Linked DNA regions of Homo sapiens: regions 2 and 3 are each linked to region 1. The links are chromatin loops, found by intact Hi-C in ENCODE. Cell type or tissue: PC-9. All regions are shown on one strand.

Region 1 (8,000 bases):
TGTACATATACATAAAAAGAGGGTAGAATCATGTATTTATTTTAGGTGAATCCTCCTAAATTGACATGTTCCCTGAACACAAGTCTGAGGGCTCTCTTTCATTGCAAGAGACAGAAAACAAACTAAACTTAGAGTAAGCAAGAAAGAGAATGCATTGACTCACTTGTTGGGAAGGCCAAGCATGGAGTGGGCTTCAGGCTTGACTAACTCTATGGACTGGAAAAAGGCATGGGATTTGTCGTCATTTGCTCCTGCGATACATTGGCTTCTTCCAGATAGAAGCTGCCATGCTGCTAGAAGCTCTGGGGTCCTAGCCTTACTATACTCAATTCAAAAGGATTGAAGAGCATATCTCTTTTGGAATCAATATACAAAAATCCCAGAGAAGGACCCTGATTGGTCCGACATGGTTCACATGCCTATTCCCGGGCCAATCATTACTAGCAGGAAGATGGGATAGAATGATTGGCCAGGCCTGGGTCATATGTTTTTCCCAGTGGCCAGTGATTCCACAGGCACCTAAGGGCAAGAAACAGGATACCTAGACCTCAGGGAACAGGCAAGTCCAGCAGTTTAGGAGGAGAAACAGAAGCTAAGCTGTCTTCTTGTGGTCTCCCTGGGATCTCGTGTCTGCTTCTTTTTGCCTACCTCCTCGTTCTTCTGTTTCCTTGTGAACATTGGCTTTGGTATTTTTTTCTTCCTCAGCATGTATGTACATGGCTCAAAATGGCTGCCCCAGCCCCGAGCCCTATGTGACTTTCGAGAGCTCCACACCACCTGTGGCTGAGTTCAGATGTTCAAGGAAGAGAGAATCCGATGGGTTGCAGGGATAGGTGTTAAATACTGGACCCATCAGTTGTGGCAAGGGTTAGGGATTTGTAGTATAAACACGGCTTCCGAGGTCTTCTTCCCCTTTAGCTGGCCTGTAGGGGCAGTTCGTTGGAGAAGGGGGCTGTGTGTGGGGCAGGCATTTCAGAACAAGATATCTTGCTCGTCCCAGGTGACCCAGAGAACAGCAAAGCATGGCACCATCCTGCCCTCAAGTAGCTTCAAGTCTAGCTGAGCAGGTGAGAGGCTCATCTGGGCCAGGGGTCATAGGACATCAGAGGAGGGCAAGGTCATTGTGGGCCAGGACAGGTGGAACAAGTTGCCTGGAGCCAGTGGGAGTGCAGCTGGCCTTTCCAGGTAGGCAGGAAGGAAGGGACATGACCCTGTGCCATGAGGAGGAGACGTTGCCTCAGCAGATGCTCTTTTCTTCACACCTGAGCTGGCCCTGCTGAACAAATATGCAAATGGATTTGAAGAGTCCTGTCCATTAGGGAGCTTTTCCTCAGAGCATAAGCACTGGTCTTCCTGAGGCTTCTGTTTGACTTCTCATAACACCCTCTGTCCTGGGATTACCAGAGTGCCCCCCCCGTCCACTCACCATCTGTGTGTGTGCGTGTGTGTATGTGTGTGTGCGCATGTGTGTGTGTGTAGGTTATGGGGAGTTTTTCATGATGTTTTGGAAAGTCAAGGAGTTTCTTCTCTCCTCAAAAGCCAAGAATGGAAAAAAAAAATCTCCAAGAATAAAAGGAGGGAAAAATAACCCTTTGCATTTGGAGAATGTAAAGAGATCTGTAAGCATCCTAAGGTGGAGACTTCTGTTGTCATGCTGTGGTCCAGGAAAGTCCTGGACTTGCCCAAATTCTCATGGCTGCGACTAGAACCCTGGCTTTTACTGCCAGCCCAGGGCTCTTCTCTGAGCCCTCAGGGACAGTGGGGAGTGGGCCTGGCAGGGGTGGTCTGTATGTGACAGGAGTGGGGGAATGCCCCACCTTCACAAGGACGCAGTAGAGGCTCAATCCTAAAAAACACAGCCCAAACCAAGTCCAGAGAGGATTTGGAGGCTCCGGGGAGGAGCTAAGAGGTTACCAGCGTCTCCTTTGGGAAGTGGGTGAGAGTCCATCCCACATGCCTTATCTGGGCAGATCTCATTTCCTGGTGGAGGAAAAGGAGGAGATCTTTGTGTTTCTCCTCTGTTTTTTCCCTTTCAGACAGACCAGACATCAGATCTCAGTCAGATAAATCCAGCTGAAAGAAAGGGGCTGAGGCCAGGGCTGGCACAAAGAAAAGGATCCCTTGCCAAAGTCACACAGGAAGATACTCCAAAAGACCCTCGCCCAAAGAAGAGGGCGGACGGGGTTCCCCTGGAGCTCCCTTTCCCTAAGGGCCTGGCGTTGGGCTTTCGATCCTAGTTCCACATGAGGTTTCATGTAAATGATTGTATTATTATTATTTTTTTGCATGGGTGAAAAGTCACAAATTATTAACGCTGAATTTCAAAGACTGCAGTCTTCTCACTCTGGGGTGGCATCTCTTCACTGTTCAGGCACGGGCAGCCTCACAGAACGGACGTGGCCCAGACCTCACTTGACCTCTGAGAGGCCCTGAAGGCAGTCGCCCAAGGGCAGGGGCAGGGGACAGGGCGGAGGGGGAGGACACTGAGCGGAGCGGGGAAGGAAGAGAGAGGAGGGGTGGGGAAGGAGAGGAGGGGCGGCGGGGAGCCCGGAGAGAAAGAAGGGAGACCCCGGAGAGGAAGAGGGGGAGGCCCGGGAGGGCGCGCGGAGGGGGTGTCAGCGAGGGGCCGCCTGTCAGGGTTCTATCTGCGCGATGATTGATGCGGGCCCGGGTTTTTCTGTCAGCCTGTCACGGCGCAGGAATGTTTAATGTTCTCATTATTGGTTACGCTGTTGTGTATATTTCTCTGTCAGCACCGCGGACCCAGCTGAACTGGCAGAGCACTTCAAAGGCCTACGGGTCATTCATCATCCCCATGACGCTCCGGCAAATGCTCAGCTTCAGCCCCGCGCCAGGGATTTGTTATGACTTGCGAGCCGCCTGACAGACAGGGCTGCGGCGGCCGGGAGGGGACGCGCGGGAGGCGGGCTCCGGGCCCTTCCTGTCACGCCGGGCCCGCGACTCCGACTCGGGGGGCAGGCGGCACGGCGCGGGGCGGGCCCGCCTGGGCGACCCCCGGGAGGGGTGGCAGGAGGAGGCAGGGGCGCGCCCCCTCATGGGCCCCGGGGCGCCCTCACACCTCTCCCTGCAGTCCCGCCCTCCTCCTCCTGGCGGGCGGCGGCCTCTCCCAAAGTTGTGCCGCAGACCCAGAGGTTGAGGGGGGGAAAAGCGAAACTTGCAACCGTCCAGGGCCAGGGAGGGGCGGGAGCTGGGAGCGAGAGCAGGAGAGTATCGGAGCTTTGTTTCCTTTCCCAGGCCGTGACATGATTAATCGTTTTCTTCTGATCTAATTTTGGAACATGAAAAACAGCACATTTGTCTTGAAGAAAAATGATGTGCCGAACTGCGCAGATGGAAATTTCGAGCAATGAGAAAGATTAAAGTGAAACCCCACTCCTTAGACCTAATCATGAGTTGTAGATTATTCTGTCGGCCCAGCCAGATGGTAGCTCTGATTCCACAGCCCCTTCTTATATTAATGAATACTCGACTGTTATATTTGACTTAGGTAAGTGAAATGTCTATCAGAGCTAATGGACTGCCAGCCAGCATAACACATGTTGTACCGCTAAGGGTCCTTCTGCATTTTTCATGTTTTATACTAATGTAGAACATTTTGTTTCCTACTGTTTTTCATCATTGTCACTGTTTGCTAAATATTTTCACATGGAAGGGGGGAGAGAGAGAGACAAAGTCAGGAGGAAAAAGAACCCCCCTCCAAACTTGTGTCCAAAGCTAATTTCCTCCCGTTGGGCTTGGCTATAACTCTACAAGTAAAACAGTCACCCCGAGCAATACGTACAGGAACTCAATAGTAACGTGATTAAGTTCCTAGTCAACAAGACTACACTCGACTGTATGTTAACAAACCTAATTATAGCCCCGTGGTAATAAATTGGGCCAGGGCCCTGGCTGCACATCTCTGAGGTCATGTCTAGGAGAGCTGTTTGACCCTCTTGTCTCAGGGAAGAGAATTGTCCTGGAGAGGGGTCCCTGTCTCAGCATGGTAGAGGGGCTGTTTTCTCCCTGACCTAGTTGTCCAGCCCCTGGGAGGATGGGTGGATGCCAGGAAGCATTTCAGAGCGGAAGGTCATCGGCATGAGAACTGGGTATTAGGATTTGCTGGAGGAGACCGGAAGGGCAGTGGCTTCTGAGCCATTGGCCCCTTTCACGTTGTGAGTGGCATCAGGATGTCTGAGAGGAGAGCATGGTGTTTTTGCTTCATTGGATCCATGCAGGTCTTGGAGGGTGGTGGCCCACTCTTTCTGGGCCAAGTAGAGGGTGGCTCAGACACCCCCCCTTCCTCCAGGCTTCTCATCTGTAACTGGTGAAGCCCGGAAGAGCTTGTTGTTCAAGAGGAAATCTTGTGTTACTTCTTTATGAAGGACTCCAGCCTGGTGGAGATGAATGAGTCCTGAAGATGGAATCGAAGCTGTTTGGGCACAAGTAAGCTGGAAGGGGTTGAGGGACATTTTCAAGGAGTGATGTCTTGAGAGAAAAATGGAAAGAAATCCACAGGCAGAAAAGAGATATCTAGATATGAAAACATGGGGCAGGGGGAGGGAGAGAGAGAGAAGAGAATGCAGAGAAAGAGAGAGACATACAGGAGAGGACGTGTAGGTACCAACAGAGGAGATGGCCCATGAACTCAGAGGAGAAACTCTTCTTGCCTCAGCCAAAGTGAGCTTCCTAAAAAGCCATTTTGACCCCTGCTAAAAATTCTCTCCTGGCTGTGATTCCTACGGGAGTCAGTTGCAGTGTCTTGGCTGGGAATAGGTGAGCCTCTCCATCTACCCCCAGTTTCTCTCTCCAGCCTTATCTCTCACTTGTCCTCAACTGTGACCTTGCCCTTCTGCCACATGAGCCTTCTTAGGATCCCCAAGAGTGCCAGCCTCTTTCAGAACAGTGTGATTTTATCTGTGTTTATTTCTGTCTATCCTACTCTCCTGTATTCTTTCCCTGGCAAACTCCTACTCATCCTTCAAGACTCAGCTCTCAGATCTCCTCCTCTGTGACATTTTCCTGACATTCCCAGGAGGCATTATTCATCCTCTGACCCCCACCCCCGACTCTAGCTAGGCTGCATTGAAAAATGTCTGTGTTTACAAGTCTCTTGCTCTACACCTTCCTTCCTCTACAGCTATTCCTCTGCTCATTCGTTTACTCATTCAAGAAATGTACATTAAGACCTTACTGTGTGACAGATATTGTTCTAGACACTGGGGATTTAGCAATATACAAAATCCCCTGCCCTTCTGGAGGTGTATTTGTGGATTTCATTCATTTCAGTAGCTGTATTTGTGGATGTATTAATGAGGCTCTTTTATAGTAAGAAACAGAAACTTGCTCAGGCTAGCTCTAGAAATGGGTATTACTGTAAAATGGTGGCAATAAGGAAGGCAGAAAATCTCACAGAGACCCAAGAGCAGCTGCACAGCTGAGCTTCACAGCTTCTGTAACTCGTTAATTGGCTCATTCATGGCCCTTCCTAGGCCCATGTCATTTAAGAAACTTTTTATTGTGATATGAAATACATACATAAAAGTGCATATATCACAAAAGTACAGCTCAATGAATTTTCACAAACTACAACCCATAAAGAGGTGAAGAAACATAACATTCATTACCCCAGTACCTCCTATCCTCCTTTATTTCATTTTTAAGATACATTCTCATCCCAGCTTCTCCCCAACTGTTTACCATGTGATGTTTTGATTTCTGTTTTCACTGGATTCATTTTATAAACAGCTTTATTTAGGTGAAACCTACATACCGTAAAATCATCCATTATAAATGAACAATCCAATGATTTTTTAGTAAGTTTATAAAGAGCAACCATGATCACAATCCAGTTTTAGAACATTTCCATCATCCCAAAGAATCCTCCTGAGTCAATTTTCAGTCAGTACTCAGTTCCAGCCCCAACCCCAGCCCCAGACTACCAGGTTTTACGTTTAGGTCTGGGATCCATTTTTTAAAAATAATTTTACTAAGATATAATTCACATACTGTAAAGCCTACACTTTAGAAGGTAAAATTATGTGTTTCTAATATATTTACAAAGCTGTACAAATATCACCCCTATTTAATTCGAGAACATTTTAATCACCAAAAAGAAACCCCATATCTATTCATAGTCACTCCCCACTTTTCCCTCCCTTTAGTCCTGGAAATCACTACTCTCCTTTCTGTCTCTATGGATTTGCCTATTCTAGACATTCCACATGAATAGAGTCATATAATATGTGGCCTTTAACGCCTGGCTTCTTTCACTCAGTATAATGTTTTCAAGATTCATCCATGTTGTAGTATGTATGAGAACTTCATTCCTTTTTATGGCCAAATAATATTCCATTGTATAGATTCACAATATTTTGTTCATCCATTCCTATACTGATAGACATTTGGATTGTTTCTACTTTTGGCTCTTATGATGAATAATGCTGTTATGAACATTTATGTACAAGTTTTTATGTGGCCATGTTTTCAGTTCTTTTGGGTATATATGTAGGAGTGGGATTGCTGGGTCATGCGCTGACTAGGTTTAACTTAAAATTTTTTAATATAAATTAAAAAATGTTTTATTTTTTATTAAATAAACAGAGATGGGGTTTCACCTTGTTGCCCAGGCTGGTCTTGAACTCCTGGACTCAAGCAATCCACCTGCCTTGGCTTCCCAGAGTGCTGGGATTGCAGGCATGACCTACCATGCTTGGTGTATGTTTAACTTTTTTTTTTTTTTTTAGACAAGGTTTCACTCTTGTTGCCCAGGCTGGAGTGCAATGGTGTGATCTAGGCTCACTGCAACCTCCACCTCCCGGGTTCAAGTGATTCTCCTGTCTCAGGCTCCCAAGTAGGTGGGATTACAGGTATGTGCCACCATGCCCAACTAATTTTGTGTTTTTAGTAGACATGAGGTTTCACCATGTTGGTCAGGCTGGTCTCGAACTCCTGACCTCAGTTGATCCACCCGCCTCGGCCTCCCAAAGTGCTGGGATTACAGTTGTGAGTCACCATGCTCAGCCTTGTTTAACTTTTTGAATGTGATCTATTTGAAGTTAATTTCTGTGTATGGTATGAGGTAAGAGTTTAAGTTTATTTTTTTGCATATGGATATCCAGTTGTCCCCCATAACGTTTTTTAAATCATGAATTTGCATGGGATTTTGTCAGGTGTTTTTTCTGCATTTACTGAGTGAGCTATTGAACTTTCTGAGTATTACTGTCGAATTATCTATTTCTCCTTTCAATTTCATGAGTTTTTGTTTTACGTATTTAGGGGTTCTGTTGTTCAGTGCATATATATTTATAATTGGTATTTCCTAATGTATTTACAATTTTATCATTATAAAACATCCTTTGTCTCTAATTATCGGGGGAAATTCAGCCAGATATCGGGCAAAATTCACCCCCAATATTTCACGTAGGTTCTTTTCTATTTTCCCTAAGCGCTGGCCAGTTTGAGAAATAAAGGGACAGAGTACAAAAGAGAGAAATTTTAAAGCTGGGCATCTGGGGGAGACATCACATGTCGGTAGGTTCGGTGATGCCTGCCGAGCCGTGAAACCAGCAAGTTTTTATTAGTGATTTTCAACAGGGGAGGGAGTGTGTGAATAGGGTGTGGGTCACAGAGATCACATGCTTCACAAGGTAATAGAATATCACAAGGCAAATAGAGGCAGGGCAAGATCACAGGACCACAGGACCAGGTTGAAATTAAAATTGCTAATGAAGTTTTGGGCACCATTGTCATTGATAACATCTTATCAAGAGACAGGGTTTGAGAGCAACTGGTCTGACCAAAATTTATTAGGCAGGAATTTCCTCATCCTGATAAGCCTGGGAGCGCTATGGGAGACTGGGGCTTATTTCATCCCTACAGTCTCAACCATAGAAGACTGGCACACCCAAGGGGGCCATTTTAGAGGCCCACCCTCAGGGGCACATTCTCTTTCTCAGGAATGTTCCTTGCTGAGAAAAAGAATTCAGCGATATTTCTCC
Region 2 (8,000 bases), 50 kb before region 1:
TGGGAGGATTGCTTGAGCCTGGGAAGTGAAGTGGGAGGATTGTTTGAGCCTGGGAGGTCGAGGCTGCAGTGAGCTGTGGCTACACCACTACACTCAAGCCTGGGTGACAGAGCGAGACCCTGTCTCAAAAAACAAAAAACAGGCCAGGTGCAGTGGCTCATGCCTGTAATCCCAGCACGTTGGGAGGCTAAAGCACATGGATCACTTGTGCTCAGAAGTTCGAGACCAGCCTGGGCAACATGGCGAAACCTGTCTCTACTAAAAATACAAAAATTAGCCAATCGTGGTGGTGCACGCCTGTAATCCCAGTTACTCGGGATGCTGAGGCATCAGAATTGCTTGGACCCAGGAGGCAGAGGTTGCAGTGAGCCGAAATGGTGCCACTGCACTCCTCCCTGGGCGACAGAGTGAGACAATGTCTCAAACAAAACAAAATAACCAAACAACACAAACAAGGGAGTGACATTGGTGGCAGAGATTATGGGGTCAAAATACTGCCTGCCCCAGCCTCTAACTGCTTGGGATGATTGGAAGGGTGAAAATGCACCACCTCCATCCCGTCCCCCATCCTTGAGAAGTGCTGGTATTAGACATTTAAATACATGGTCCTTGCTCCTGCATAATGCACTGGGTGGTGGGACTGTTCCTCTCAGCAACTCTCTAAGGGAGCTAGCATGGTCTCCATCTTCCAGATGTGCACACCAAGATCCCAGCCATCAAGGAACATAGGTGGCAGAGCCAATATGTGAAACTGTCTCTGTCTCAGCTTCACATAAAGGCTTGTCATCTCACCATGGGCCCAAGTCCAGGGCTCCTGAATCCTTTGGAAATTTAGTCCTTCTGGGAGGCATCCACCATGTACCAGCAATGTACATGTGATGCAGCTTCTCTGGTTCAATTCTGTCCTGGCACGTAGGTGTTAATAGGAGTCCCCAGTGGATGGCTTACATGTGTGTGTTTTCTGGTTGTGCTGTTTTTTTCCTTTCTTACCTGGAGGTGGCCAGGGCTGCATATCACGGCCACTCTTGGGTATCGTTGCTTCTGCCGGACACCTCAGCTGATTCTCAGGCACCTTCCAGTGGTGGAGACTTCATGGGGCTCTTTGAAAATTAACAAAGAAAGTCTTACAGCTCTGTTTTTGTTTGTTTGTTTGTTTGTTTGTTTGTTTTTTTCCCAGATGGAGTCTCCCTCTGTTGCCCAGGGTGGAGTGCAAAGGTACCATCTCTGCTCACTGCAACCTCTGCCTTCTGGGTTCAGGCGAATTCTCTTGCCTCAGCCTTCCGAGTAGCTGGGATTACAGGTGCCTGCTACCACGCCCGGCTAATTTTTGTATTTTTAGTAGAGATGGGGTTTCACCATGTTGGCCAGGCTGGCCTTGAACTCCTGACCTCAAGTGATCCTCCTGCCTTGACCTCCCAAAGTGCTGGAATTACCGGCATGAGCCACCATGCTCGGCCCCCTTGCAGCACTTATCTCTCCACATTGAGACACGGGACTACATTGTGAGTCCCTCCTTCCCCCAAAAGAAGATAAACACACTTTGCAGACTCCCCTGCAGGCACATGACCTAGCTTCCACCGATCAGATGCACAAGACTTGGAAGCAAGTAAACGTGGGCAAGGTGAGCTAGCTGGGCGTGGAGGAGAGTGATCTCCCGGCAAGCAGGTATGACGCGGTGCAGGTGCCTGTTTCCACTGGGGTGGCTGTGGTGGAGCCTCTACCAAGAGGCAGGCTGTGGCGGTAGCTGTGTTGTAGTTAGGACAGTCCTGTGGTGAGATTGGGTGGGGCTCCCCGGCTGTATTGTTCCTGGTAGTGGATCATCCAAGCCTGCTTCTCTGGTCTTCCCAGAGTCTGCTGTTTGTAACAAAGTGAACTTGCTGTTTGTAACAAAGTGAATTCTGTTGTTTGCAACAAAGTAGAATCTGTCCTTTACCACTGAGTGGCTTCTGTGGCTTATAATTAAAAGCCCTGCCCGGTCCACTCCCATTGATAGAACTCACTGGAGTCCTGGACCTCCAGCCCACACTGTTACTGTTCAGCTCGGAGCCATTCCTCCTCCTGCCTTGCCAACATGGGCCTGATATTGTTTAAGCAGCAACATGTGCAACTCTGTGGGGGAACTATGATCAGTCTCAGGCTGCCATAACCATCCTAGTCCTTTTCCCAGGATACTACTTTCTTACCCACATAGTTGCTAGGGGTGACTGTGTGGTTCGTTCCTGGCCACAGATAAAGGGGGGCTTCTCAGGACATTTTTCTTTCTGATAATAAGAAATCCTCTTTTCCTGCTTAGTCTCTTCTTACCTTGAATGGAGTTGTATAAAGATGAAATGCTTGCAGCCATAGCAGCCATTTTGTGGCCATGAGGCAACAAAGTTAAGGATTAACAACAAACAAACAAAAAACACCAGTGAGGATGGCAAGAGGAAATACGGTTTATTGGTTCTCAAAGACATTGTCAAGCCCTTGAACCAACATCAGCAGCATCTACCTCCACACTCTGTTCTAGGAGAAAATGGAGCCCTTTGTGTTTAAGGAATGATTAACTGTATACATATCCTTTTAGTTAAGGCTCAGAGCTGTCCTAACTTATTCCAGTCCCCAGGCAGTGTGGCTCATGCCCACAGGGATGGTTTAGAGTTGGTGCTGGATAACCCTGTTTGCTTTTTCTTCAGGCTAGAGTGGCAGATTCCACAATGAACTTTGGAATCGTGCCCTGCATGAGTGAGGCCTCCATTTCCTCAGGAGTGAGTTTGCCCAGTCCCCTTGCAGACAGATTTATGGCAAGCCAGTCCCTCCCCTCCCTGAGAAACCCAATTGCCAGCCCTGGGCAGCCCACCCTCACCCTATGGCAGGCCCGTGGGGTCTCATGGCCCCTCTGGATCTCCCTGTGGGTGAGATGAGATCCCCACATTCTGCAGGTGAGGCCCTGGCGGAGAAGTGACTTATCCAAAGTCCCACGGGCAGGGTGTAGGGGCTGGCTCCAGTTTTGTAGGATCCAAGCTTGGGGGTCCCACTCCAGTAGGAGTCTCTCTATTTGCCCCAGGGCCAGGGTCACAGGGACTTCTGGGACAGTGGATGACCAGGTGGAGTGGGCGCTTCCGGGCAGCAAGCTGAAGCGGGCTTGAGGAAGCCTGTGTTCTCCTGGGCCTGAGAAACAGGTTTCTGTTGCAACAGTGCTGTAACAGCCCTGGACCTCAGTGGCTTCCAAAATAATCATTTACTTTCTCTCTCCTGGTTCAGGAGTCAGCTGGCATGGTTTTGCTTCAAGTTGTGGGTCCAGATCATTTGGGAAGCAGCAGAGACCTGGGGATGCTCTTGCCTGGTGGGCAGCACAAGCACGAGAGGTGCACCACACAGGTGCGTTGAAAGCCCCTGCCCGTGCCAAGTCTGCTGAAGTTCCATTGGCCAAAGCCACTCACTTGGCCAAGCCTGTAGTATCAGGGTAAGTGAGTGTGTTCTACCCGCTCTGTGGGGTGGCCCTGCAAGGCCACCTGTGTAATCCTATTACAGGTGGATGAGTGAAAGGTCAGGATGAACAATCCAATCTAACAGGTCCCACATGCTCCACAGTGACCCCAAAGCCACAGTAACACTCTAACCCCACCTACACCACTGGGCAGGATCTCCTCAGGGCAGGGGGGCGGGGGTGCTGCCTCACGCAGGAGCTGCCTTCAGGTCTGGCTGGCCCCAGGGCCTCTGCAGATCCATTCTTGCTCAATTCCTAAGAGTTCAGGGTTTCCCATCTTGCCTCCCATCAGCTCTGGGAAGCCAAAGACTCCGTCTGTTTCTCAGAGGAAGAACTTGAAGTTCAGGGAGCCAGGGTGTGGCTGAAGATTGCAGGGCAGACTCCCTGCCTCTGCCCAACCCCCACTGCCATCCTGAGCCCAGCAGGGAGGTGCTGAGTGGTCAGGCTCGCCTCCCTGAGCACCTGCCTCCCAGGAGGGACACACTCCCAGCCACTTGCCCCTTTCCTCCATGCCACCCCCACGCTCAGCCTATGCCCTCCCTGCAGAAATGCAGGGAAATGCAGCCGTGGACTGCAGGGTGCAGCCTGCCCTGCTCGGGGGACCTCTCAGCTCTTGTTTGCATTTGGCAGCCCCTGAGCTGGCCTGGGGACAGATTTTTATTTGCCTTGCTCAGGGTTTTATTTGTTTCAATGGAGCCAACACTAAACAGTCAGATTTCACAAAGAATTCAGATTTAATTTCTATTCCTTTTGAAACAGTGAAAGATTTGCCTACATGGGGCCCACTTAGCTGCGGAGCAGGTCTGCTGGGGCTGCCTGGTGCCCCACCCCCCACCCCCCACCTCAGATGGGTTAAGGACCCCTGCCCCAGCCCCCACCACTCCCTGCTGCCTCACACCCAAACAACTTCACTCATTTTCTATATTGGTCTTTATGCTGCTGGCATATGAGCTGTGACCTCTGATTTAATCCAGTTCCCAGAGGCCCAGAGAGGGGAGACTCCTGTCTGGGGTCTATGGCCAGTCAGGAGACCTTATTTCTCTTTCTCTCTTCCCAAGAACTTCATCTGGATCCCTCCTGTGGACTCCAACCCAGAGGCCCAGTCTCTGCTTCCTGCCCCCAGTGGCTCAGGCTAGGGGCTTTCTCTCCAGGCAAAGCTGTTTGTGTCCTGGCTTAATAAAGCTCCCTGGCATTGCTGCCCCAGGGGTACACTCACCCGAGGAAAAAGTCCAGACTGACAAGAGGCTCTGGGAGACATGGGGGGCAGGGGGGCTCATATCTCTGAGCTATACAGCGAAGCCCTGCAGATGTTTAATATTGGATCGTTGGCTGGGCATGGTGGCTCACACCTGTAATCCAAGTACATTGGGAGGCCGAGGCGGGTGAATCACCTGAGGTCAGGAGTTCAAGACCATCCTGGCCAACATGGTGAAACACCGTCTCTACTAAAAATACAAAAATTAGCTAGGTGTGGTGGTGGTGCACACCTGCAGTCCCAGCTACCCAGGAGGCTGAGGCAGGAGAATCACTTGAACCCAGAAGGCACAGGTTGCAGTGAGTCGAGATCAAGCTACTGCAACCCAGCCTGGGTGACAGAGTGAGACTCTGTAGCAAGAAAAAAATAAAAATAAAAATAAAATAAATGAAATAAAATGGTATCATAACAGCCGACACATATATTACACTTCCTGTGTACCAGCCACTTCTTATGAAGCCTTATTCCCCATGGGACGAGGCTTCATATTAACCCACTTACTCCTCAAGTCAGCCCTGTAAGGGGGGAGGTACCACTTTTATCCCTGTCTTACAGAGGAGAAAGCTGAAGCATAGAGAGGCTAAGCCACTTGCCCCAAGTTGCACAGCTTATAAGTGGTAGAGCAGGGATTTGAAGCCAGGTCCTCTGGTTTCAGGGCCCACAGTTCCTAACCACTGAACTATCCTGGAGGACATGCCATCCTCATCATGTGACTTCTCCTCATTGAGTAAGATAGCTGTTTGAGCTCTGGCCTTACACCTCACTCCAGTTTTCAGGGAAAAGGCAAGGGACAGCACAGGACTCACCCCTTCCTTTAAGGATCCTTGCTGAATGTTTCACAGGGAGCTCCTGCTTGCCTCCCTTTGACTGGCATTTAGTCACACAGCAACACCTCAGCCAAGAAAAGGTCTTTATTCCAGTGATTATGAGCTCAATGAAAAAATCAGCTCTACTCTTACAGGGGAGAATGGAGATGGAAACTTTAGCATCATTGCTGCATTTCACGGATGAAGAAACTAAGGCTCAGAGGGGTGCATGACCTGCTGGAGGTCACGCAGCCAGGAAGAAGTGGAGCCTAGATCTTCTGTCCCTGGGCTTTTAGGAGCCAGTGGGGCCCCAAAGGCACACCCTGCTGATTTCCTGGGGGTGAGAAGGACTGGGCTTTGGTGCACAACCCCCTCCCCTGCCCCAGGAACACCTGGGGCCCAGGCCCTGCCAGCCAAAGCCTCCTGTGCCTTCCAGCCCTGGCAGCCTCTCTGGGCCCAGATCCGTCACACTGGCACCCATCCTGCCCCGGGCCTGGCCTGACTCCATCCAGTCTGCTCACACCAGCATTGACTGTGCTTGGGCAGGTTACTGAAGCAGCCTCAAGAGCACTGAATAATTCAGGCCCACGTAATGGGATAATGAATTTACCGACAGCCTGGTGTGGTCTCTGTACTTACATTTTGAGAAATACTGACTCCGTAGGCCCACTGGCAGGCAAGGGAGGTACACACCCCGAGAAACTGTTGCGTCTGCCTATTCGTGGGGTTCAGGCCTGACAGAGTGGGGACCCAACTTCGGTCTCAGTGGTTCTTCCCCTGCTTGGGGAAGTGGGGAGTCTGGGGCAGGGGGAGGCCTGAGTGGAACTTTGGGGAGAGGTGGAAGCAGAATCCCAGGAGTTCAGAAAGGCAGAGCTTGAAGGGAGCCTGGCTGCCCTTGGTCCTGCACGCCCATTTCATGAACAGGGAAACTGAGGTGGCAGGCGGGACTGCCTATGCCCCTGGACACTGTTCTGTGCTGACAATACCAGGGATGACTCGTGGCTCTGGGGAAGAGACCTGTGTATTTTCCTTCTAGTCTGCAGTTACCTGTCCCCCAGCTGCTGGGGGGAAGGGGGTGTCACTGCTAATGCCCCACAGCTGCCCCTTCACTGGAGATGTGTCCTTAGCCAAACGAGAGCCACCGCCACGTGGAAGGCCACGCTCTGCCTGCCAAAACCTGGGCACACTGTGGCTGACTTCCATGGTGGTACAAGAGCGGGAGTAACTGTGTGACGCTCTCTATGCTCCAGAATCCCCGGGGAATAAGGCTACTGTGGGACTCCAGCTGAGACCACATTCCAGCTTCGCCTTCACCCCCTTCCCTACCCTACTTCTCTCACTCCCCTTCTCCTCCAAACCTCCACAGCAGATCATTTGAATGGAGTTCGGTCTCAGAGTCTGCTTCTGGGAGTCCACCTAAGACCCCATATTTCCTGGCCCAAGCCTCCCTTCTGAGCACCGCCCCAGAGCACCAACAGGGCTCAGAGCCAGGACTCCTTGGCCCTGGCCCTGGCTCCACTACATGACTGTGAGGAAATCACTGGTCTGCCCTGGGCCTCAGTTTCCCCATCTGTGTGATTGGTTGGCAGGAGGATCTTTCAGGGTCCCTTCCAGCTCTGAAGTTCTGTGACGTGACCTGAGGTGCCAGGAAGCCTTCTCCCTCCCCCGCCTAGCCCCACAGGCACATGGAATTCTGCCACTGGGGCATCACTTTTTCCTCGAAGGAGTTTTCACAATGCAAAAGCATCTGAGATGAGAATGAGCATCCAATCAGGTGATCACACCACAGGGCAGAATTTCTCAGTGTGGGGTTCTTGGATCACCTGCAATGAGTTCTTCACCTGAAGGGGTGTTTATTATTATTATTAATTTCCCTCTTCTGTCTCTCTTTTTCTTTTTGAGACACAGCTGTCTCCCAGGCTGGAGTGCAGTGATGCAATCTTGGCTCACTGCAACCTCCACCTCCCAGGTTCAAGCAATCCTCCCACCTCAGCCTCCTGAGTAGCTGGAACTACAGGCCTGCAACACCATGCCCAGCTGATTTTTGTATTTTTAGTAGAGACGGGGTTTCACCATGTTGGCCAGGCTGGTCTCGAACTCCTGACCTCAAGCGATCTGCCCACCTTGGCCTCCCAAAGTGCTAGGATTACAGGCGTGACCCACTGCGCCCAGCCTTCCTCTCCTTTTCTTGGATGTGATACCTTGGGCTGGCTGCAGCAGCTAGCTTTCAACCATGAGGAAAGAGCATGGCATGCAAACAACAAGCTAAGAATAGTGAAGCAGAAACATAAAAAGAAGCTGGGTTTTCGCTGGCATTTCTGAATCATTGCACCAAGCTTGAAGACCCTTACTTCCTATATGAAATAATTAAATATCTATATTGCTCAAGCAAGTCTTGGTTGACTCTTCTGCTATTTGCAGCCCAAAGCATTCCAAATGGAATCAACTGTCCTTATCACACTGAATTGTA
Region 3 (8,000 bases), 63 kb after region 1:
GTTTTGTTTTGTTTTTTTGAGATGGAGTCTCACTCTATCGCCCAGGCTGGAGTGCAGGGGCACGATCTCGGCTCACTGCAACCTCTGCCTCCCAGGTTCAAGCCTGCCTCAGCCTCCCAAGCAGCTGGGACTACAGGCATGTGCCACCACGCCCAGCTAACTTTTTTTTTTGTATTTTTAGTAGAGACAGGGTTCCGCCATGTTGGTCAGGTTGGTCTCAAACTCCTGACCTCAAATGATTTGCCCGCCTTGGCCCCCCAAAGTGCTGGGATTACAGGCATGAGCCACGGTGCCCAGCCATCTGCTGCTATTCGTGAAGCCAAAGCTTCAATCCACATCCTCCTCCTTATGCCTATTTTCTACACGTTAAAACCTTGAGACAAGGAGAGTTAGGTTTTAATCTTCCTTCCCCTCCTTAAATCAGAGGCGACAACCTACAGCACCTTTTTTTCTTTTTAAAATAAAAACCTCCTATTTATTTGCAGATTGGAATGGGTAATCGAAAGACCTTTCATGATATTATTTATTCAGAGTCCTTGCATCAAGCTTGCCACTTATTTAATCTGCGCAAGTGTCCTGCAAGAGAGACACTAGGATCCCTGTCTGAAGCCTGTTCTCTTCCCACGATACCTCCCTGCTGCCCCAGAACAAGGCTACTCATCTCTCAGGAATAGGAGGGTCATGACTGAGTCCTCCCCACCCTCCACTCCCATCTAGCCATCAACATCTAGGTCAGAGTTCCAGGCCCCTCTCCCCTGATAACAGTGCTTGGGAATTTCTTCAGTTGGTCAATGATCTTCTTACACAGCTGTCCCCAGAACTGAACCTGGCATTGAAAGGTACATTTGGCTATCCTGGTTATGTATTGCTGGGTTAGAAATTACCCCAAATTTAGTGGTGTAAAACAACCATTTATTATGTTTATAGGTTCTATGGGTCTGGAATTCAGATGGGGTACAGCAGGGAAGCTTTGTCTCTGCTCCACAGCATATGGGCCTCAGCTGGAAGATTCGAAGGCTGAAGGTGACTCAACTTTTGTGGGCTGGCATCATCAGAAGGCTTGTTCACTCATGTGTCTGGTGGATGGGGCTGGCTGTCAGCTGAGACCTTAGATGGGACTCTGGGCCAGAATATCTTGTGTGTGGCCTCTCCAGATAGCTTGAGCTTCCTCACAGTATGGCAGCCAGGTTCCCAGGAGAGAGTGACAAGTGAAAGCCACATTACCTCTTAGGATTTAGCTTTGCCAGTAGTGCAGCATCACATCTGCTACGTTTCATTTGCAAGTTCTGCCCAATTTCAAGGAGTGGGGATGTCAAGATTCTAGAAAAGGGGGTGGCACTGGAGATACTATAGTGAACCTTTTTTAAAATTTTATGTATTTATTTTTTTGAGATGGAGTCTCACTCTGTCGCCCAGGCTGGAGTGCAGTGGCGCAATCTCAGCTTACTGCAAGCTCTGCCTTTCAGGTTCACGCCATTCTCCTGCCTCAGCCTCCCAAGTAGCTGGGACTACACGCACCTGCCACCAGCCTGGCTAATTTTTTGTATTTTTAGTAGAGATGTGGTTTCACCATGTTAGCCAGGATGGTCTCGATCTCCTGACCTCGTGATCCGCCTGCCTCAGCCTCCCAAAGTGCTGGGATTACAGGCGTGAGCCACCGCCCCCAGCCTACAGTGAATCTTTTAAGAAAACATCACGTAGCTCATCTGCCTAGCTCAGAGGAAGCTCTCCACGTGAGAGGGTCTGGGAGGTGCTCAGGGTGTAAGAACATCATTCATTCAGTCAGCACAAGTGTCAGAGTCTACCGTGTGCCAGCTGCTATCCCCTCATGCCCCTGGTGGTCCATAGCTGCATTGCCTTTCAGCCCCAGCCCCACCCAGGTTCTCCCATTGAGGCCCTGACAGATTTTATCAAGATGAGAGAACTTTGGGCTTAATTCTCTCCAGCCTCCTGGGAAACATTGCTCTGGGTCACTGTGGCTATAGCCCAGAGAATAACTCCTCCCCCGGGAGGCTGCTGTTGAATGGAAGGTTTTTACTCCCATTTCTCAAGGTGTAGGCGTGTCGAACAGTTTCTATTTATTGAAGAAGAAAACAAGTTGTTTTTTTATTTATATATAGCTCTTGTTTTTGTTCATCCCACAAGAAAAAACAGGGTTCCTCAATTGGAAATAGATTCCTGCCCTTCCGTAAGACTTGGAAATGGGAGAATCTGTGTGTGAATTAGGTCACTGTGGTATAGAGAAAGAAGTTGGGAGAACTCCTCTAACCCCTTTTTTTTTTAAGCACAGGAGCATGGTTTGTATAGCTGGTTCACTGGCTATTATACTGGAAAGCAGAATGAGTGGGTCAAGACAAGTAGAGGTATAGCTAGCATCATAATCACAATAGGGCCGGGCACAGTAGCTTACACCTGTAATTCCAACACTTTGGGGGGCAGAGCTTTGAGGACTGCTTGAGCCTAGGAGTTCAAGATTAGTTTAGGAAACATAGTGAGGCTCCATCTTTACAAAAAAAAAAAAAATTAGCTGGGCATGGTGGTGCATGCCTGTTGTCCCAGCTACTCGGGAGGTTGAAGTGGGAGGATTGCTTGAGCCCAGGAGGTTGGGGCTACAGAGAGCCACGATGGCATCACTGCATTCCAGCCTGGGCAACAGAGCGAGACTCTGTCTCAAAAAGAAAGAAAATAACTAATCACAATAATAACCAATATATATCATATTCTGGACTCCAAGCATTTTATGCAGCATTGTGAAAATGATATTAGTACCTTTCTGATGGCATTGTTAGCAGATTGAATGGCGCAAATGAGGAAAGTAATTTCTCTAAGGCCCAGAGATGTTAAGTAATTTGCCCAAGAGCACACAGCTAAGATGTGGTAGAATTGGGATTTGAATCCAGGCCCATGGGCTCCAGAGACTGTCCTCTAATATTGGGCCATGATATGCAGCTAGCAGGCCTGGTAGCTTAAAGGGAGGGGCAGGAATTGGAATATAACAGGCGAGGCGCACAGGCTCTGGGTGTTGGGTCTCTCTTGGTTAGACACCAAAGACTCATTCTGCAGCCTGAGTCTCCTCATCTGGAAATGGGGATAATACCTACCCCAGTGAGTTATGTAAGGCACTAGCACAGCCCTCCAGACCCAGTGGGTGCTCAGTGCACCATTGGAGAGTCCCTTTCCTTTTTTCCTTCCTCCATATTTTGCCGTGGGCCACTCTATGGAGAGAACTTTCCTGCCCAGGGAAGAGGGAGATGGCCAGGATGACTTTGCTATCTGTGACAACTCTAAGGGAATCCTGGTTCCCTAAGCTTTTGCTGGATGTCAGAATTCCAGTGCCTCTCCACTGTGCTTTTCATTGGCAGAACTTTAAATGATTTTATAAAACTGCAAATGTACAAGGTAATTGAGTCTTCTGTTTTATTACCCTGAGCTGCCTGGACCTTGCCCGGCCTCCTCCTCACTCACCGAGCCACCGGAATAAAGTTGGAAGTGTTTGTGCTGGTAATATATAGGACTTAATTAACCTGGCCTTTTATAGCATTTCCAATGGAGGGTTGGAACGAACTTTGAGGCAGCTTGAGAAAGGGAAAGGGGGGCCTGGGGTGAGAGCGTGTATGTACATACAACACTTGATGTTGGTTTTTTCTTTTGTTCTTTTCTCCAGTACTTTAATCAGCATTTAATGACCCAGTCGAAAATTCATTGTTTGGACCCAAGCACTGGTGGGAAAGGCAGGAGGGGAGGCCTGCCTTCCTTCCTCCCTCCCGAGCCCTACAGCAGGCCATGGAGTGGTGAGCGAGTTCGTACAGTGCCAACCACATTCCCAGAAACTTCCAGCAGAGGTTAATCCTGCTCCTCTCAGGTAGGAGACAATGAATGGATTTTAACAAATGGACTCCCTGTGTTAGCTAATGCCAGTCCCTACTCAACCTAGGATGACTCCAATGGCGCATGTCCCCATTCCCGGGCCCTAAGGCTGCGCTAACATGCTATCCTGCCTGCCCCTTCATTCTCCACCCTGCCACATTCCCACTCCTTTCCCCTCCCAACACGAAGCCATGCCTGAGCTGGACACCCTTCCATACCAACCCAGGAAAAAGTGATTCAGCTCCGGTCCACCCTGGGTGCAGCGGTCCTTCTGCCAAGATGCCTTCATATCATACAGCTATTATTTTCGGGAGGATTCCAAGTGAGGGCAGTCAGGGTAAGTGCCTCTCACCAGCTGCCTGCTCAGACCATTGCTCCACATACCCTAGCTCATAAATCCTGCCCCAACACTGCAGAGTGGTTACATCATCCCCAAACCTCATGCAACAATTCGATTTGGAAATAAAAAGGCAGGTGTTAATTGACTCACTCCCTCTGCCCCTTTGTGGTGCCCCTGACCCTCGATAGCTTTTAACCCTGCAGTTAATAAAAGTTTTGGGCCCAGCCCCAGCACAGTTCCTCATTCATTCTTTCATAACATCAGCAAATTCTTCCTGAGTGACTGTAATGCACAAGTCATTGGCCAGAGCCTTAGGGAAGAGGGTTAGGTGGCTAAAGATGAGCAAGAAGCATTTTAAGCATTTCATGCCTTAGGAAAGCCTACAGAGGAGGCCCACAAATAACGCAGATTTGGGCAAGAGTCCTGTGGGCCTCCAGAGAAGCCAGAGTTTTAGAAGCATCTCCGGCTGTTGAGTTGACTGCTCTTGAGTTTGCCTGTTCAGCACCCATCCCTCCTACAAGAGCAACCAGATTCTCCTTTGGAGAACCCACATCTTCACTAAATCTATGTGGTTCCAAATGTGGTTGAATGTCTGGGGTCCCCAGGAGTCAGCCCATGAGTAGAGCTAACCATTCAGGGCAGGTTAGTCCCCAGCCACAGTGATCATTTCAGCCATGGGCATTAGACTTGGGCTGGGCCAGTGAAAGCTATTGCTGCAGCTCCTGGGAAGGAGGAGCTCTCTTTTTCCCCTGGGACTGGCCAGAAGTAAGCCTGGAGCTGCTAGTAACCCTCTTGTCTTCACCTGGGAGAGGCTTCAGGAACCTGAGAGTGAAGCCAATCACTTCATTTGCTCCCGAGGGACAGCCTCTGACTTCAGGCCCCTATTGTCTCCTGCCCTGCAATGAGAAGCTCTTGGTTTTTAGGTGTGTTTATTACCCAGGCCCAAGAGACTCTCTGTCTCCCTTCAGCTAGTCTGTGCCCAAGCAGAATATCAAGGAACGCAGAGCTGAGAAATGGAAAGGAAAAGATGGTTAAGGATGTTGGATGGCTGCCAAAGGTTTCTTTTTTTTTTTTTTTTTTTTTTTTGAGACAGAATCTCGCTCTGTCACCCAGGCTGGAGTGCAGTGGCTCGATCTCCGCTCACTGCAAGCTCTGCCTCCTGGATTCACGCCACTCTCCTCCCTCAGCCTCCCTAGTAGCTGGGACTACAGGCGCCCGCCACCACGCCTGGCTAATGTTTTTTTGTATTTTTTTTAGTAGAGATGGGGTTTCGCCGTGTTAGCCAGGATGGTCTCGATCTCTTGACCTCGTGATCCACCCATCTCGGCCTCCCAAAGTGCTGGGATTACAGGCGTGAGCCACCGTGACCGGCCTGGGGGCCCTTGTTTTTCAGGTTTGCACTTGTGCGACTCTGAGAGTGGGTGCCTCCTTACATTTTGTACCCCAGGTGCCTCTCTCCTCTCCCTATTCCTGGCCCTGCTTAGGCTGCTGGAAGTCCACCCCTATCTGTCCCTGAACCCAGCCTGAAGAATTCAGAGTTGATTGCTACTGTCTTTCTTCCCCCACAGGTGGGCTTGGCCCATTCTCTAGACTTTGGAAGGTAATGTTCTATAGAGGCCTGTTCTGAAGCTTTACCAGGTCAAACCGGAGAAGAACCCAACAAGTAACTCATCCCAGCCTAACTATTCTTCAAGGGCAATCAACCTACAGCATCCAAGCACAGAGAAATCAAATCCATGGAGAATCTTCAAATTAGGCTCAGAATCCATTTGGGTCAATGAATTTACTGTTATTAAGATCTTAGTTGTGTTCAACCATGATTTGACATACCTTAGAGTGAGAAGATATTCTTCCTGGCCTCAGACTAGTTGAAGGTAGAGAGAGAGACAGGCCCTTGGGTGTGGGGAGACCTCTCCTGGGATAATACACACAAAAAACCAAGAGCTGCTCACTGTGGTGCAGGAGACAGCAGGGCCTGAAGCCAGAGGCTCTGTGTCCTTGAATACAATGTTTTACTCCTCTGACCCCTGTTACTGTGATTTGGAGAGGCAGACAATATAGGATGGGCTTTGCAGGCAGGGAGGTCCAGTTATAATCCCAGCTCTTACTAAGTTGGGTAAGACTCACTCTGAGACTTAGTTTCTTCTGTCATCTCTCAATAGAATCATAAAGGTACTTTCCTCTTAGTGTTGTTTTAAAATTCAGTAAAATAATGCAGGCTTAGCACAGGGTCTGATGTAAATTTTCAATGAATTATCGTTGTCAATATTGTTCTGGAAAACAAGAGGGCATATTAGAAGATCAAAAGTACTGCCAAGCATTGAAGTGCCAATTCTAGATCCAGTCTCAGCCCTCTGAGAATGGATATCATTGTTTTCAAGCCATTCAGAAACCAATGTGAATTGAACACCTAGTATGAGCTCTCTGAGGGAAGAGCCAAGTCATGCATTTTTTATCTTAAGGGGTCTTCAATACCTCTAGCCCAAAACAGTATCTCCATCAGGATTCTTCTCTGATAGTGTTCATTTCTTTTTTCTCAATGGATGCCTTAAAAAAAAAATCCTACAAGGAAACCTGTACTCCTCAAATACACCACTCAGGTGACCATTAAATCATTTACATTGTTAATTTCTTTTCAGATGTGTGTCTTTTTCCCTAGTTACATCATCAGGACCTTGAAGGTAGGGACAGGTCTTAGATTTCTTGATGCCCCCATAAATCTAGGTACAGAGTAGGTCTCTGGACATCAGTATAAGGCCCATGAGCCTGATAGCTGCCCAGGTGGGTGCTGTGTGCCTGGGCGTGGGAAGGACAAAAGAGAGGTCACTAAAGGGGTTCCTGGGAAGGAAGAGCCCCTCTGACTTTAAAAGGGAGCCCATACACTTTTTGGACAACTGGAATAATCAGAAAGCTGTTTTTGGGGAGGCAGCAGCCAGAAAAACCTGGGGCATTGGGTCAACCAAAGCCCTTCCCAAGGCTGCAGTGGCTGCAGCTAGTTAGCCCAGCTTCCCTACCAGCCCCAGGGCTGCAACTGAACAGTGTTGGCTTCTTAATAAAAACAGCACCAATGCAAAGCCCTAACTTCACTGGAGAAATAGCCCTGCGCCCTTCCATCCATTAACATTTTGCACCTTAATGCGGCCATATTTTGGGAAAGCCAATTCATATTGTCTGAGTAGCTTATTGGTATGCAGCTCTGGTTAGGGGTGGGGGATCCTGGGAGGGGGGCACTCTGCAAAGGGGTTTTAATTAAGCCTCAGAATGTTCCGTATATGCCCCAAAAGGGGGGCGGTACTTGGGGGACCTAGAGCAAGGGTGATGGGCTTGTCCAAAAGGTTTGTGTGTATGAAGGCTTGACCATTTCTGGGAAGTCCCACCGTGACTGCCACCCTTGCTCACCCCCAGCCCACACCAGAGCAGGGCCACCCACTCACCCTTTGGGTCTCTAACTTCGAATTTCCCAAGCAGACCCTATCAGGCAGCTCTTCTCAGATAAAATACATCATCATTTGCTCCATTAGAAAATAAATGTATGGCTATATTATGGGATTTGCATTCCATTACCTTGGTTTGCATGCCATAAAACATTTATTACACCCTTGGGCTAAAGTCTTAATAATGACTGGGTATGAGGCACTAATGTGGTGCTGGTCTTGCTCAGGAACCAGAGATTAATGCCTTTTGATGTCACTCAGCTAATAGTTGTGCTCACCAATTTGTCCCATCAGAAGACATTAGAGTCAGGCCCTGTGCGAGGGTGGGGGAACCACTGCTCAGCTTCAGCTGGGAATCG

The links. A loop is a pair of places that touch in the nucleus more often than their neighbours do. Peaks named below come from ENCODE experiments on the same cell type or tissue, not always from the same donor. Only the 100,000 strongest peaks of a DNase experiment are listed, where the experiment ranks them.
Region 2: it touches region 1 in a loop (7-fold over the local background); 7 of 110 quality-filtered maps call a loop at or near these places.
Region 3: a loop joins it to region 1, with 2.7 times the contacts of the local background. A loop is called at or near these places in 4 of 110 quality-filtered maps.

What each region holds. Positions count from the first base shown.
Region 1 is chr10:75,292,206-75,300,205 of GRCh38, forward strand. ZNF503-AS1 (ZNF503 antisense RNA 1) reads left to right here and starts at 4,178. Exons shown (of 4, transcript NR_038226.1): 1 at 4,178-4,446; 2 at 6,747-6,869. It also overlaps a transcript of ZNF503 not described here. RefSeq lists silencers at 2,879-2,988, 3,009-3,058. In PC-9, a CTCF peak has its summit at 3,510; DNase peaks (open chromatin) are centred at 1,976, 2,416, 2,786, 3,206 and 1 weaker place; H3K4me3 peaks cover 4,223 bases; H3K27ac peaks cover 5,854 bases.
Region 2 is chr10:75,241,992-75,249,991 of GRCh38, forward strand. No RefSeq gene overlaps it. Among named protein-coding and RNA genes, the nearest start is that of COMTD1, 10 kb to the left of the region's middle. In PC-9, no CTCF peak of the experiment used is centred here; DNase peaks (open chromatin) are centred at 1,820, 2,670 and 3,550; H3K4me3 peaks cover 554 bases; H3K27ac peaks cover 5,632 bases.
Region 3 is chr10:75,354,846-75,362,845 of GRCh38, forward strand. ZNF503-AS1 (ZNF503 antisense RNA 1) reads left to right here. Exons shown (of 4, transcript NR_038226.1): 3 at 3,665-3,862; 4 at 5,776-6,833. It also overlaps a transcript of ZNF503 not described here. Among named protein-coding and RNA genes, the nearest start is that of ZNF503-AS2, 43 kb to the right of the region's middle. In PC-9, no CTCF peak of the experiment used is centred here; a DNase peak (open chromatin) is centred at 4,376; H3K4me3 peaks cover 2,036 bases; H3K27ac peaks cover 3,558 bases.